Linked DNA regions of Homo sapiens: region 2 is linked to region 1. Evidence: chromatin loops called from intact Hi-C (ENCODE). Cell type or tissue: B cell. All regions are shown on one strand. Links, peaks and the distances in the headings refer to the core of each region. The heading gives the core; the rest is flanking DNA.

What was found. A loop is a pair of places that touch in the nucleus more often than their neighbours do. Peaks named below come from ENCODE experiments on the same cell type or tissue, not always from the same donor. Only the 100,000 strongest peaks of a DNase experiment are listed, where the experiment ranks them.
Region 2: a loop joins it to region 1, with 2.6 times the contacts of the local background. A loop is called at or near these places in 2 of 110 quality-filtered maps.

The regions. Positions count from the first base shown.
Region 1 is chr5:157,428,659-157,436,443 of GRCh38, reverse strand. All of the region lies in intron 1 of NIPAL4-DT (NIPAL4 divergent transcript), which reads left to right. Among named protein-coding and RNA genes, the nearest start is that of NIPAL4-DT, 28 kb to the left of the region's middle. In B cell, for the core only: a CTCF peak has its summit at 4,471 (motif pointing left); a DNase peak (open chromatin) is centred at 4,403; H3K4me3 peaks cover 389 bases; H3K27ac peaks cover 625 bases.
Region 2 is chr5:157,537,203-157,544,987 of GRCh38, reverse strand. It overlaps ADAM19 (ADAM metallopeptidase domain 19), which reads left to right. Exons shown (of 23, transcript NM_033274.5): 4 at 6,997-7,075. Among named protein-coding and RNA genes, the nearest start is that of ADAM19, 35 kb to the left of the region's middle. RefSeq lists enhancers at 3,112-3,221, 3,382-3,441, 3,852-3,951, 4,092-4,211. In B cell, for the core only: no CTCF peak of the experiment used is centred there; DNase peaks (open chromatin) are centred at 3,147 and 4,017; H3K4me3 peaks cover 1,618 bases; H3K27ac peaks cover 4,856 bases.

The DNA of each region.
Region 1 (7,785 bases), core at 1,632-6,631:
TGTATTAGTCTATTTTCATGCTGCTGATAAAGACATACACAAGATGGGGGAATTTGCAAAAGAAAGAGGTTTAATTGACTTACAGTTCCATATGCCTGGAGAGGCCTCACAATCATGGCGGAAAGCAAGGAGGAGCAAGTTACATCTTATGTGGATTGCAGCAGGCAGAGAGAGAGCTTGTGCAGATAAACATTTTATTAAAACCATCAAATCTCGTGAGACCCATTCACTGTCACAGGAACAGCATGGGAAAGACCTGACCCCATGATTCAATCATCTCCCACCAGGTCCCTCCTACAACACATGGGAATTATGGGAGCTACAAGATGAGATTTGGGTGGGAACACAGAGCTAAACCATATCACATGGTATGCCTTTCCATTTATTTGTGTGCTATTTAATTTCTTTTAGCAGTGTTTTGTAGTTTTCATTGTGCTTGTCTTTCACCTCCTTTGTTAATTCCTGAGTATTTTATTCTTTTTGATGCTACTGGAAATGTAGTTTTCTTAACTTCCTCTTCAGATTAGATTGTTCCTCGTTAGTGTGCAGGGATGTCACTTTTTGTGTATATTGACTTTGTATTCTGCTAATTGGAATTTGTTCTAACATTTTTTGTGTTAAATCTTTAGGGTTTTTTACATAGAAGACTGCATCATCTGTGAATAGAGATCATTTTTCTTCCTTCCCAATTTGGATGCCTTTACGTAATTTTTTTTTTTGACTAATTGCTCTGTCTAGCATTTCTAGTATTATGTTGAATAGAAGTGAAAGCAAGCATCCTTGCCTTGTTCCTCATCCTAAACAGAAAGCTTTTGGTCTTTTACCACTAAGTATTATGTTTGCTGTGGATTTTTCATATATGGCATTTATTATTTTGAGATACTTTATATTTCTGGTCTGTTTTTACCATGAAAGGGTGTTGAATTTTGTAAGATAATTTTTCTCCACCAATAGAGATGACCATTTGTTTTCTCTCCCCTTCATTCTGTTAATGCAGTATATCACATTGATTTTTCTTTTTGTATATTGAGTCTTCATTGAATTCTAGGAATAAGTCCCACTTGGTCATTGATATCGTTTGAATTTGTGTTCCCACTCAAATCTCATGTTGAATTGTAACCCCCAGTGTTGGAGGAGGGGCCTGGTGGGAGGTGATTGGATCATGGGAGTGGACTTCCCCCTTTCTGTTCTCATGATAGTGAGTTCTCATGAGATCTGGTTGTTTAAAAGTGTGTGGCAGCCAGGCACGTTGGGTCACGCCTGTAATCTCAGCACTTAGGGAGGCCAAAGCAGGCAGATCATGAGGTCAAGAGATCGAGACCATCCTGGCCAACATGGTGAAACCCCGTCTCTACTAAAAATACAAAAATTAGCTGGGCGTGGTGGTGTGCGCCTGTAGTCCCAGCAACTTGGGAGGCTGAGGCAGGAGAATCACTTGAAGCCGGGAGGTGGAGGTTGCAGTTGAGCTAAGGTCGCACCATTGCACTCCAGCCTGGTGACAGAGTGAGACTCTGTCTCAAAAAAAAAAAAGAAGTGTGTAACACTTCCCCCTTCCCTCTCTCTCTCTTCCTCCCACTCTGGTCATGTAAGATGAGCCTCCTTTCTCCTCTTCTTCCACCATGACTAAAAGTTTCCTGAGGCCTCCCCAGCCATGCTTCCGGTACAGCCTGTGGAATCATGAGCTGATTAAACCTCTTTTCCTCATAAATTACCCAGTCTCAGGTAGTTCTTTATAGCAATGTGAGAATGAATTAATACAGACATGGCACATACTCGTTTAAAAATGCTTCTTAATTCTGTCTGCTAATAGTATTTTGTTGAATTTTTGCATCAAAGTTATTAAGGAGGATTGGTCTGCACGTTACTTGTGGTGTCTTTCTCTGGCTTTGGCATTGTGAAGCAGGTTCACTGCACTAGTTACCAGCTTGTCTGAGTCTGATAAGACAGAACACACACATACAAGTTACATGAAGTGGGCTTATTACTTACAGAAAAGCAGCAAGGGACAACAAAAGACTAACATTCATTATGAGCCGGTCTTCCAAAGTTCAGAAAAGCTGCTCAGGGTGCATGGAGTCTCATCTTTGTGTGCTCCTTTTGCACTGCAGCTGAGGCAACCTGGCATGTAGCCCACCCTGGGTTTGATTTCCTTGGGGTGACGTGACATACTGGGGTGACGTGACATGCTGAGCAAAACTGTTGAAGGACATCTTGTCTCTGGAGGTAGGGACTGGATCAGGACCTGGGCTTTTCTGGCCGGTTCCTCCCTGTCTCAGAATATTACACTCCCAGCACATTCTGTAGTTATTCTTGAACTACAATTAAGAAAGAAGAACTCTGTCAGTCCAAGGCCACCCAGAGAACTGTCCTGCTGATATCAGGCCAATACTGGCTTCATAGAATGAGTTAGGAAATGTTCCCTTCTCTTCAAATGTCTGATAAAAGTTTGAGAAGAATTGGTGTTAATTATTCTTTAAATGTTTGGAATTTACCTGTGAAACCATCAGGTCCAGAGCTTTTCTTAACTGGGAGGTTTTCAGTTGGTGATTTAATCTCCTTACAAGTTATAAGGTCTATTCAGATTTTTTTTTTTTTTTTTTTTTTTTTTTTGGTGATTCAGTCTTGGTAAGTTTTGTGTTTCTAGAGAATTTGAATTTTGCAATTTCCCTTCTGTTTTTGAGCTCTAACTTCACCCTATTGTGATTGGAGAAGATTATTTGTATGATACTTTTAAAAATCAGTTGAGACTTTATGGCCTAAGCTATAGTCTATCCAGGAGAATGTTCCATGTGTACTTGAGAAAAATATATATTCTCTTGTTGGTAGAGTGTCCTATATGTCTATTAGGTCTAGCTGATTTATTGTGTTGTTCAAGTCCTCTATTTCCTTCTGTCTGGTCGTTCTGTCCATTATTGAGAATGAGATATTGAAGTTTCTATCATTGTGGAAATATGTATTTCTCCATACAGTTCAGCCACCTTTTGCTTCATATGTTTTGATTAGCTGTTATTAGGTATGTAAATGTTTATTATGTTATGTCTTCTTACTGTATTGAATCTTTTATTAATATATAACACCTTTCTTTCTTTGTCTCTTATGATTCTTCCAATTTAAAGTTTGTTTTATCTGATGGTATTACCATCCCTGCCCTTCTTGGTTGCTATGTGCATGAAATATCTTTTCACTTTCAACCTATTTATGTCTTTGGATTCTAAAGTGAGTTTCTTATAGACAGCATATGGTTAGATCATTTTTAAAAATCTATTCTGCCAAACTGTCTTTTGAGTGAAATGTTTAATCCATTTAAATTTAAAGTAATTACTGATGAGGGATTTTTGTCATTTGCTGTTTGTTTTTTATATGCCTTATAACTTCTTTTGTCTTTTTCTGCATTGACTCTTATATTTAATTTTTTAAATAGTGAGATATTTCAATTTCCTTACCTCCTTTTGTGTAAATTCCATAACTATTTTCTCTGCAGTTACTGTGAATATTACACTGAACATTCTAAAGTTTAACACTATAATTTGAATTTATGTCAGCTTTAATAACTTCAATAACATACAAGTTCTGTTCATTTACAGCTGCATCCCCACTGCTTTCAGCTATTGAAGTTAAAAAAAAATGCATCTTTGTACATTGTGTCCAAAAATGTAAACTAATAATTGTTTTAAAAATGCATTAGTCTCTTAAATTATGTAGAAAACAAAATGTAGCATTACAAACTTACATTGCAATAACACAGTTGACTATTGAAAATGTGGGGGTTAGAGGTGCTGACATCTGTGGAGTCAAAAATCTCCATATAAGTTTGACTTCCCAAAAAACTTAGCTATTAGTACCTTACTGTTGATCAGAAACATTACTGGTACCATAAACTGTTAACACATACTTTGTATATGTATTATATACTATATTCTTAAAGTAAGCTAAAAAATACAGAAGAGAAAATACATTTACTGTTTGTTAAGTGGAAATGGATCATCATAATGGTCTTCATTCTTGTCAACTTTATTTTGAGTAGGTTGAGGAGAAAGAAGAAGAGGACAGATTAGTCTTGCTGTCTCAGGGATGGCAGAGGCAGAAAGGTGGAGGAGGTGGAAGGGGAGGTAGGAGACACATGCACACTTGGTGTAACTTTACAAAAATACATTGTAGTTTCTGACTTTTTTTTTTTTGCTTTTGCATTTCTCTAAAAATGTTTCTATATGGTACCAATCCTCCTTCCACCATTTGCTTTAGTTTCAGTGACTGTATCATAGAAGGGTCCCGTGTCATAAAAGAAGTCAAAAAGCAGTCTTGAATAATCAAAACCCTTCTTCCAGATGGTCTAATGTCAATTTCTTTTCTGACGCAGCTACTGTTGTGTCTTCTTCCTCATTGCCTGGCCCTGGTTCTGAAGCACTCATCTCCCAGTCATCTTCTGTTAATTGCTCTGGGGTGACATCTACTGGTGCTTAAATTTTGTGTAATATTCACAATCTCTTTCATGATTTCCTTGATTGGCTCTGTTGTAAATCCTGTGAAGTCATGCACAACATTTGGACATGGTTTTCTCCAGTAGGAATTTATTATTTGGGGCTTGATGGCTTTAACAGATTTTTCTGTAACACCAGTGGCATCATGAATGGTGTAATCCTTCGACTTTCTTGATGTTCTCTCTAGCAGGGTTCTCTCTGGTAGTTCAACAATCTTTTCCATAGAGTACCATGTGTAATGAGCATTAAAGGTCCTTATGACCCTCTGATCTAGAGAGACTGGATTAGAGATGTTGTGTCTGGGGAGAAGTAGACCAACTTTTCAGTGTTGAACTTAGGGGTTTTGGGTGCCGGGGGCATTGTCCAATATCAAAAGAGTTTGAAAGGGGCTGGGCATGGTGGCTCATGCCTGTAATCCCAGCACTTAGGGAGGCTGAGGTGGGAGGATAGCTTGAGCCGAGGAGCTTGATACCTGCCTGGGCAACATAGCAAGACCCTGTACTCCACAAAAAGGGGAAAAAAGATTTTTAAAAAGTAGTTTAAAAGGCAGTCCTTTACTGGCAAGGTACTTCCTAAATTCAGGGACAAAGCATTGATGGAACCAGTCTAGAAAAAGTATTTGTATTGTCTAGGCCTTCTTGTTATACAACTAAAAGAATGGCAGCTGGTGTTTTCTTTTTTTTGTTTTGTTTTTTGTTTTGTTGTTGTTGTTGTTGCTCCTGTTAAGCCTCAGGGATTAGCAGCTTTATAGAAAAGGGAATTCCTGATCATAAACCTGACTGTGTTTGCACAAAACAGTAGAGTTGGCTTATCATTTCCTGCCTTAAATCCTGCTTCTCTTCATTACTAATAAATGTCCTCTGTGGCTTTTTTTTTTTTTTTTTCCGGAATAGAGCACTTTTGTATGCTTTAAAAACCTGTTCAGACACTATCACTTCTTCCCAGGTTGGTTTTGTTCCTGCTTTTTTCTTTTCTTTTCGACGGAGGCTCGCTCTTTTGCCCAGGCTGGAGTGAAGTAGTGTGATCTCGGCCCACTGCAACCTCTGCCCCCTGGGTTCAAGCGATTCTCCTGCCTCAGACTTCCGAGTAGCTGGCATTCCTGGTGCCCACCACCAAGCCCAGCTAATTTTTGTATTTTTAGTAGAGACAGCATTTCACCATGTTGGCCAGGCTGGTCTCAAGCTCCTGACCTCAGGTGATCCACCTGCCTTGACCTCCCAAAGTGCTGGGATTACAGGCTTAAATCACCACACCCATCCTCCCCAGGGATTTTCTTAATGGCACCTGGGAACCTGTCTGCTGCCTCTTGGTTGGCAGAAGCTGCTGCTTCTGTTACCTTGACAATTAAGCCAAACCTCTTCCTAAAATTATCAAACCATCCTTTGCTGGTGTTAAACACTCTAGCATTAGATCCTTTGCCTTCCTTTTGCTTTAAGTTGTCATGTAATGACTTCATTTTTTTCTCAAATCATATTAGAGTCTATATGTATGCCTTTCTTTTTTTTATTATACTTTAAGTTCTACTGTACATGTGTACAATGTGCAGGTTTGTTACATATGTATACATGTGCCATGTTGGTGTGCTGCACCCATTCACTCATCATTTACATTAGGTATTTCTCCTAATGCTATCCCTCCCCCTACCCCCACCAACACGACAGGCCCTGGTGCGTGATGTTCCCCACCCTGTGTCCAAGTGTTCTCATTGTATAATTCTCACCTATGAGTGAGAACATGCGGTATTTGGTTTTCTGCCCTTGCGATAGTTTGCTCAGAATGATGGTTTCCAGCTTCATCCATGTCCCTACAAAGGACATGATCTCATCCTTTTTCATGGCTGCATAGTATTCCATGGTGTATATGGGCCACATTTTCTTAATCCAGTCTATCATTGATGGACATTTGGGTTGGTTCCAAGTCATTGCTGTTGTGAATAGTGCCACAATAAACATACGTGTGCATGTGTCTTCATAGTGGCATGATTTATAATCCTTTGGGTATATACCCAGTAATAGGATGGCTGGGTCAGATAGTATTTCTAGTTCTAGATCCTTGAGGAATCGCCACACTGTCTTCCACAGTGGTTGAACTAACAGTGTAAAAGTGTTCGTTCAACCCACCAACAGTGTAAAAGTGTTCCTATTTCTTCACATCCTCTCCAGCACCTGTTATTTCCTGACTTTTTAATGATCACCATTCTAACTGGTGTGAGATGGTATCTCATTGTGGCTTTGATTTGCATTTCTCTGATGGCCAGTGATGATGAGCATTTTTTCATGTGTCTGTTGGCTGCATAAATGTCTTCTTTTGAGAAGTGTCTGTTCATATCCTTTGCCCACTTTGTGATGGGGTTCTTTGATTTTTTCTTGTAAATTTGTTTAAGTTCTTTGTAGATTCTGGATATTAGCCCTTTGTCAGATGAGCAGATTGCAAAAATTTTCTCCCATTCTGTAAGTTGTCTGTTCACTCTGGTAATTCTTTGCTGTGCAGAAGCTCTTTAGTTTAATCAGACCCCATTTGTCAATTTTGGCTTTTGTTGCCATTGCTTTTGGTGTTTTAGTCATGAAGTGCTTGCCCATGCCTATGTCCTGAATGGTATTGCCTAGGTTTTCTTCTAGGGTTTTTATGGTTTAAGGTCTTAGTTTAAGTCTTTAATCCATCTTGAGTTAATTTTTGTATAAGGTGTAAGGAAGGGATCCAGTTTCAGCTTTCTGCATATGGCTAGACAGTTTTCCCAGCACCATTTATTAAATAGGGAATCCTTTCCTCATTTCTTGTTTTTGTCAGGTTTGTCAAAGATCAGATGGTTGTAGATGTGTGGTATTATTTCTGAGGGCTCTGTACTGTTCCATTGGTCTATATGTCTGTTTTGATACCAGTAGCATGCTGTTTTGGTTACTGTAGCCTTGTAGTGTAGTTTGAAGTCAGGTAGCATGATGCCTCCAGCTTTGTTCTTTTGGCTTAGGATTGTCTTGGCAATGCAGTCTCTTCTTTGGTTCCATATGAACTTTAAAGTAGTTTTTTCCAATTCTGTGAAGAAAATCATTGGTAGCTTGATGGGGAAGGCATTGAATCTATAAATTACCTTGGGCAGTATGGCCATTTTCACAATATTGATTATTCCTACCCATGAGCATGGAACGTTCTTCCATTTGTTTGTGTCCTCTTTTATTTTGTTGAGTGGTGGTTTGTACCTCTCCTTGAAGAGGTCCTTCACATCCCTTGTAAGTTGGATTCCTAGGTATTTTATTCTCTTTGAAGCAATTGTGAATGGGAGTTCACTCATGATTTGGCTCTCTGTTTGTCT
Region 2 (7,785 bases), core at 1,905-6,904, 110 kb before region 1:
TTCTCACAGCTCCAGTGATCTCAGAGGGTCCTTCTCTTCATTTCCCCTGTGTCTTATCCACACCGTTTTTCTTTATGATATGGCAGTTTCCTCATACCCTCTTACATTCGTCTTTCCCTTCAGGTTTTCTGTGGTATCGGCTAATCTGATCAACACTGTGGTTATTTACCAAAAACTGGTTGCTAGAGAAGTTGTTCCTACTCACCATTTTCGCTTTTAGATTTTTCTCAGAAATTCTAAAGGTAGCACCTCATTTCCCCGAACTGTTCTTATCTAATTCCAACAAATACACATAATGGGCTATTCGGGACACTGGAAAACAAATTTGTGAACTCTTCTTGGGTGAGCCATTTTGAGGGCCCCGCAGGTCCCTGCCAGTTAAGTTGTCTGATCTCAAGAAGTCAGCTCTATTTGTGCAGAGAGGTTACCCATCTTCACAGAGGCAGCCACGAGGGAGGCCTGAAGAGGATTAAGTAAAGACCCTGCTGGCCAAAGGAGTCAGTGGTGCTCATCCAAACATCCTTTGGTATATAATGTAAAAGCAAAACACAGGACCAGAAACTGGTCGGAAGGGTGCCAGGTCTTGTGCGGACTGGGAGAAGATGTCGTGGGAAGTGGTTGGTGAAAGGGAGTGTTGACTTAACGCATTGTTTGGAAACTTCCTTAATAGGAAGTTAAAGAAAACATACTGAGTAGCATTGGCCTTTTGCCAGGCTTCTGGATGGCGCCATTTTTGCCTTCGGAGTGTTGCTTCCAAAGCTGGTCCTCTGGCAACGATGGTGCTTATTCAAGGGAGTCCCTGGGATAGGAGGAGGTCCCAATTTTTTACTCTAGGAGCAACCTCCAAAGTTCCCCCTTCCTTCGCCTTTCTGTTCCCTCATAAAGGAATGTGTCTGCTTGCAGCCCCCTGGACTCATCAGTCCCTTATTTGGCTTTAGGGCCATGCCTTTGGCACGTTGGTTTGTTTCCATTCCTTTGGAGTCAGAGGTGGAATGAGTACTGATGTAGAAATCTTGGTTCTGAAGCAGCTCTGGCTGTCTCTTCCCTGCTTTTCTTTCAGCATCTTAGAAAACAAAACAATACTCACTGAATTTATTTTGTCCCAAATCTAGACTAGTGCAGGCCATGACATTAGAATAGCACTCTGCTTTTCAGAGACACTTTCCAGTACCTGTCTGTCCTGGGCATTGCCATTTCTGCTTGATAGAAAGGGAAACTGAGGCTGAGTAGTTTGTGACTTGCACCGTATCACCTAGCCAGTTAAAAAATATTGTCAAAATTTACAAACCCAGAAGGAGAGAGACTAGTATTATAAACCTCAGATGCCCATTACCTAGATTTAACAATGATCAAGATTTTGCCACGTGTATATATAGCTAGTGCTGGAGAAAATGATAGCAATATTTGTAAAGCACAAATACTTTCTACTTTACAAATAATTCTTTCACATTTGTTCATATGATCTTCCTATATGCCAGGCACTATTCTAACATCTTACAGGGGCACTGTGAAGTAGATTTTGTCATTCTCCTCATTTTATGATGAGAAACCATAGGCACGGAGAAGTTACTGACCAGTCTGAATTCACACGACTTATAAGAGCTAGGATTTGAATGTATTTTCTCATTTGATCCTCAGCATCGCTGTGATACTGATGGTGATTATTAGTCTGTTCATTTTGCAGTCTAGAAAATGGAGGGGGTTTATGTGGCTCACGTGAAAACAATTTTTATACAAATACATAGTGAGCACTTCTCGAAGTTTTATTTATCTAATTAATGGGCTAACCAGCAAGATGATAAAACTGGTTTAAAATTGGATAAGGGAAACTAAGACGTATTTGTGTGGCGGTGTGTGTGTATTTAATAGTGAAAAAAGGAATGCTGAGATAAGATTGCTAAATTAGACACAAAACTAGTTAATATCCTAGGGGCTGTAAAATCATAACCTTTGGGGTTATCTTTTCTACTAGATGGAAATATTTGCATTTCTGTTGTATCTTATTAAGTTTTTACAAGTTAACATCTGATTTTACAGAGTGGAACAAGGGCTGTCCTAATTAATTGTAAATAGTACATCTTTCAAAGCCACACTCTTCCCATAAAGTCCAGAGAACCGTAGACAGGCCTCTGAGAGTCTAAGGCTTGGCTGTGCTCCCTTAGTGTTTTTTAATTTAATGTTTTGAGACAGAATCTGGCTCTGTCACTCAGGCTGGAGTGCAGTGGTGCAATGTCAGCTTACTGCAGCTTCCGCCTCCCGAGTTCAAGCGATTCTCCTGCCTCAGCCTCCTGAGTAGCTGGGATTACAGGTGCGCGCCACCACACCTGGCTATTTTTTTTTGTAGAGACGGGCTTTCGCCCTGTTGTCCAGGCTGGTCTGGAACTCCTGGCCTCGTGTGATCCACCTGCCTCGGCCTCCCAAAGTCCTGGGATTAGAGGCGTGAGCCATTGCACCCAGCCCTGGCTGTACGCTTGTGTGACATTGAGAGGAACCATAGTCATCTTTTGCTTCATTTCCAGGCTTTGGAAGGGCAGTTGCCTAGTGCAGCTGCTGCTTAAACCAAAGCATTCCGACTTTCCCTCTATGCTGGGTTAGCACCATCTTTAGACTTTTGGAAGGTGATTAGGAGGCTAGAAATAAAAAAAAGAATTAAAAATGTTAAAATTGCTCAAATGGAGTAGAATAATTCCCAGAACCCGAAAACATAAATCACCTGAAAAAAAAAAAACTATTAAAAATACAGATTTCTTAATCCTTCCCTAGAAAAGGGAGGGGATTGTGTATTTTTGAACAGTCTTTCCAGGTGTTGTGCAGTTGTTGGGCTAAGTCGCATGGTGAGAACATTATTACTAACATAGGCAGGATGAAGACCCTCCAGGTGAAATAAGAGAGACCAGAAAAGTGGACCTCCCAAGGCATCATCAGGGTATAAATGCCTGGAGACTCTTGGAAGAATTAGATAGAGAAAGGCCCAGAGAAAGGAGGTGTCAGCAAAACTTGCTACTGAGATGAGCAGAGTGATGCTCGCCTATGCTGAGCTCGTCTGCAGAGGGTGTTTTTCAAGGTAAATGGGAAATTGTTATCACTTTATCTTCACTGGTTTGCTTATCTGAAGCAGGAGGAAGAAGGTTTGAGCTCCCAGAAGATGTTTTGCAAATTCATTTTAGTGTCACTGCTCCTTCCTCTCTAGAGGGTGGTTTAGCCTAGAGAGGCATTTGAAATTTGTCTGACGATAAATAGAACTTAAAGGAATTGTCCTGAGTTTGAAGCTTCTGAGCCTTAGGAAAGACGGGTCTGAGCTGTTTTCAGGCTGCAGTGTACTTTCAGGGCCTGGCTGCTTGTACAGGTTCCAGTTCTTCTTCCCTAGAGAGTGACCTAATGTTTTATGTCCGGTATTTGGGGGTAGCTTATTTTCCTAGGTGGGAGTCTGAAGATGCAGGTTTTGCTCAGGGACTTTGGAATCTAAATGACCCAGATTTTGCTCAACTCTAGTGCTGGCTATTATTATGATGGTGCCGAGACATGGCAGAGTGTCCTACTGATTTCTGCCTGTCCGTGGGCTCCTGAGCACAGAGCAGACAGAGCAGGGGGCAGCAGGGTAGAACAGAAATTGCTTTTCTTTTAAAGCTAGAAAAAAGGAGTGGGCGGAATGGGAAATCTTGCACAGTCCTTTCTCTTCCTGGATGCACATCACTCACAAGTCGTTTCCTGAAAATCCTAATGCAATCCAATGGTGAGAGACGGCTTCCTGCCGGTCTGCTGAGCCAGCCCCTCGTCAGGGAGGAGATGAGAACAAGATGTGGTCAGAGAATGGGGCAGCTGGGCTGGGCCGGGCTGCTCAGTGACCATGTGCCCTCCTCTCTGTGGGACAGCAGCGTCCTTTGGTTCTGAGAGCAGCACCTGGACACATGGGCGTATGTGGACCTAGCTTGGGGGAGCTGCAGAGTTGTTCAAACAGATGGCTGGCCCTAACCCTAGAGTTTCTGTCTGATTCATGAGTCTGGGTGGAGCCTGGCAATTTGCATTTTTAACTAGTTTCTAGATGATGCTGATATTGCTGCTTCAGAAAGGGTGATTAGGTGGAAAATGAAAGCGGATTGTTTTATGTAGATTCAGAGGCCAGAATGAAGGCCTGTGGGTGCCAGTGACAGAGGTGTAGTTTTTAATCCGGAGTAAAACATTAAACTACTGTATGTGGTCAGAAATGGAGTGGGTAGTCTCAGGAGTAGCCTCTCCCTGGAGGTGTCCAGTGGTGAATAGCCATTTGGCAGATTCCTACACGAGATAAAAGGTTCATTCATTCGTTTGCGAGTTTATTCACTCATTCACAGAATGCACATGTACTGCCTGCTTGCTAGGTGCTGGGGGCCGGGGAGAAGACTTCAAAGACACAAGGTCCCTGTTTTTGGGGAGCTCACAGTGTAATTGGGGTTTGACTACATGATTTCTAGGGTTCCTTTCAGTGCTGAGGGTCAGAGAGGCCTGTGATGATGGGGTAATGTCACTGGGTGAATGATTTCTCCCCCCTTGCTAAGTCTCAGAAGAGGCTGAGAATATTTTTACCAGGAGTGCATTTTCTGTGGGAAAATTCACACTTCCCCACTGGCACCTGGAATGAACTATTAAACTCTGAACTCCTGACCAGCTGTACATGGCGCAGTCTGTGAAAGCAAACCCAGGAAATGGGCTGCAGGAATGAGCACATTGCGTTTTACCACCTCTCTTAAGTGATGTACTGGAGAGTTCATGGCTGGGGAAAGTTAGAGAGAGAAACTTTCTGGGTTCTTCTGTCATAATCCCTGTTGAAAGCAATAATGATTATCACTAACTTTTACCCAGCTCCACTTTGTGCCAGGCATGGCATTAAGTCTGCTACATTTATTATGTTGTTTGATCCTCATCACAGCCCTATCAAATGAGTATATCATCCTCTTTTTTGTGTAAGAGGAAACAAAGGTTCAGAGACATACATGTACTTGTTCACGGCCGTAGAGGCAGTGAATGTCAGAGCTGGAATCAAAACTTCAGTTTTCCAGTCTCCAGACCATGCTCTAAGCTGCTAGTACACTGAACTACTCATCCATCCATTCATTCGGTAACTAGTTAAGTGGTTTTCTCATTGAACAAATGTTAAGCACTGACATAAACCAGTGAGCAAAACTGCTTGGCCTCTGCCCTCATGAGGCTTACAGCTTTTCTCCCTCAGGCAAATGGGTGACTCCTCCCTCAAATCTTGGACTAGTTAGATGCTAAGGAGAAAGAGAAAGGACTGGGAGACAGATTCTGGCAGGTTAGCCACTGACCCAAAGTTTCCATGTGAATGAGAATTTCTCTTCACAAAGCTGGGGTTTGTGCTTTGCTTTATTTTTACATTTTCCTGTTGGGCTTCTTTTCTTCTTGTCCAAGGCGAGAAGTTGAAGGCCTTGACATAGTACAGGAGACAATTCTTGTGGCATTTGCCTTCTGACCACACACTGGGGATGGAGGGAAATCTGAGCGATCCCAGAACTTAGAGCTGGAAGTGACTCTAGAGGAATTCTAGAGACCCTCTGCGATGACCCTCTCTTGCTGGGAAATGTCACCTCTTTCAAAACCTGGGTTATCCCTGCAGATTCCTTTGGCTTTCTGTGCTGGCCTCAGCCTACATTTTCTTCTTTTTAAGAGCAGTTTTAAATTAAAATTTCAGTTTTCAAAACACCTCTCTGACAGTTAATTTAAAAGTCAACCAACTTCAGAAATATGCAACTTATATTGTAAACATCTTCTGCAACCCCTGAGATAATCACCATCAACAAAGGGCATTTGTTTCTCTCTCTCTTTTTTTTTTTTTTTTTGAGACAGAGTCTCGCTCTTGTCACCTAGGCTGGAGTGCAATGACGTGATCTCGGCTCGCTGCAACCTCCACCCCCCAGGTTCAAGCAGTTCTCCTGCCTCAGCCTCCCAGCTAGGCACCTGCTACCACACCTGGCTAATTTTTGTAATTTTAGTAGAGATGGGGTTTCACCATGTTAACCAGGCTGGTCTTGAACTCCTGACCTCAGGTGATCTGCCCACCTCAGTCTCCCAAAGTGCTGGGATTACAGGTGTGAGCCACCACACCTGGCTGACCTTGACTTTCTGTAGATCAATTCTGCCTTTAATGTGGCTGAACTATTAATAGTTGAAACATCCATTTGACTCTTATATTTTTCTTTTAATTTTTAGAGAAAATTCTAAGAACATTTCTTGAAGTTGCCTGGCCTTTGGTGAGGGGATTCTTAACCTGTACTTCAAGGGGTCTGTGGTGAGAGAAACCAATGTCCAAGTTTAGAAAAGAAAAAAAGGAATTTATTGGAAGAGTAACATAGAATTACCAGGTCTCAGGAAATCGGAACCACTAAGTGTCCGAAAGGGCAGGCAACGGAAGCTTAGGGAACCCTTGTAGCAGGAACAGAAGAACAGATGCATTGCTTCCATCTGTTCAGACCTGGCAGTATCTCTCCACTGGCTTCGCTTGAAATACAGGTCACCCCTTGGCCAGGGCCAAGTAGGACACCTTGATTGACAATCTCACCAAAATATGCATCAGGGAAGAGTTATTCCCTTAAAGAAAAATTGGTCTGCTGATACTAAAAATTGGTAGATCCAGTGCTGGAAAAATCAACCACGGTACACAACAGGGTTCATAGGCCCCGGGAAATTTTGCATGTGTTTGCATGTCTGTTTTCCCAGGACCCAGACAAATATTAAGATCATTGCTTTAGTTCTGTCAATTCCATCTAGTTGGAGTGATGTTCCCATAGTGATGATAAATTATATTTAATTTACATTAAATATAAAATTAATAACAAACTTATGGTTTTCCTTTTTGTTCCTTAGCCCCTTGTGGCTGCCTAGTTTCTTTTGTATGGAGATGCTTGGGATAGTCCTGCCTGGTTCAGTTAAAATCACTCGTTGTTGCTAGGAGGGTGGAGTTCATCCACTTATGATATAAATGTCTCTTTTTATTTTTTGCAGGCAACTTTTTGCTCCTTCCTACACAGAAACCCATTATACTTCAAGTGGTAACCCTCAAACCACCACACGGAAATTGGAGGTGAGTTCAGGTCAACAAATGTCTATCCAGCAGCTGTCCTCTCCCAGCCCTACTCCTAGGACCTCAGGAGATGCCTGATGGAGTTGGTCTCTCCTCTGAAGGGAGTGTTTCCCCCAAGCGAAGACCAAGGGAGCAAACGAGAAGCAAAACATGTATTTGATGTTCATAGGTGCTCCTCCTCCTTTGCTGACTACAATGGCTAAAGAAACATAGACTATTTTAGGGTAATTGCATCTAATTACAATTGATGCAAATTACTGTGAAATATACATGTTCTTTGCTTTATGTTAATTACCCACATGTTAACAAAAGTTTTAGTAAAAGGAGTGACTTACTCATAATCCTGTCGTCTCATCCAATTAGATGTTTGATTAGTCCTTTTTAAATGGATGTATAACATTTACAGAGTTGTAATCACTGTGCATATACATTTTGTAGTCTGCTATTTTAATGTGATTTTTAAGTTATGAATATTTTATTTTGCTTCTATATTCATATTGGACATTTTTTCCCTCAAAGTTGTTTTTGAGTAGGGATGTTTACGCAATGTCAAAGATCTTTCATTTAGAAAATGGTCTTTCAGATGGTTACATGTCAGTTTGCTTTGCCACACTCCACTGGTAGACATTTAAAGTAGTGAATGATACACATTTCATGGTGGCTAGCTCTTCTTACAGGGATGCCTATTGGAATTTGTAGGCTCAGAACGT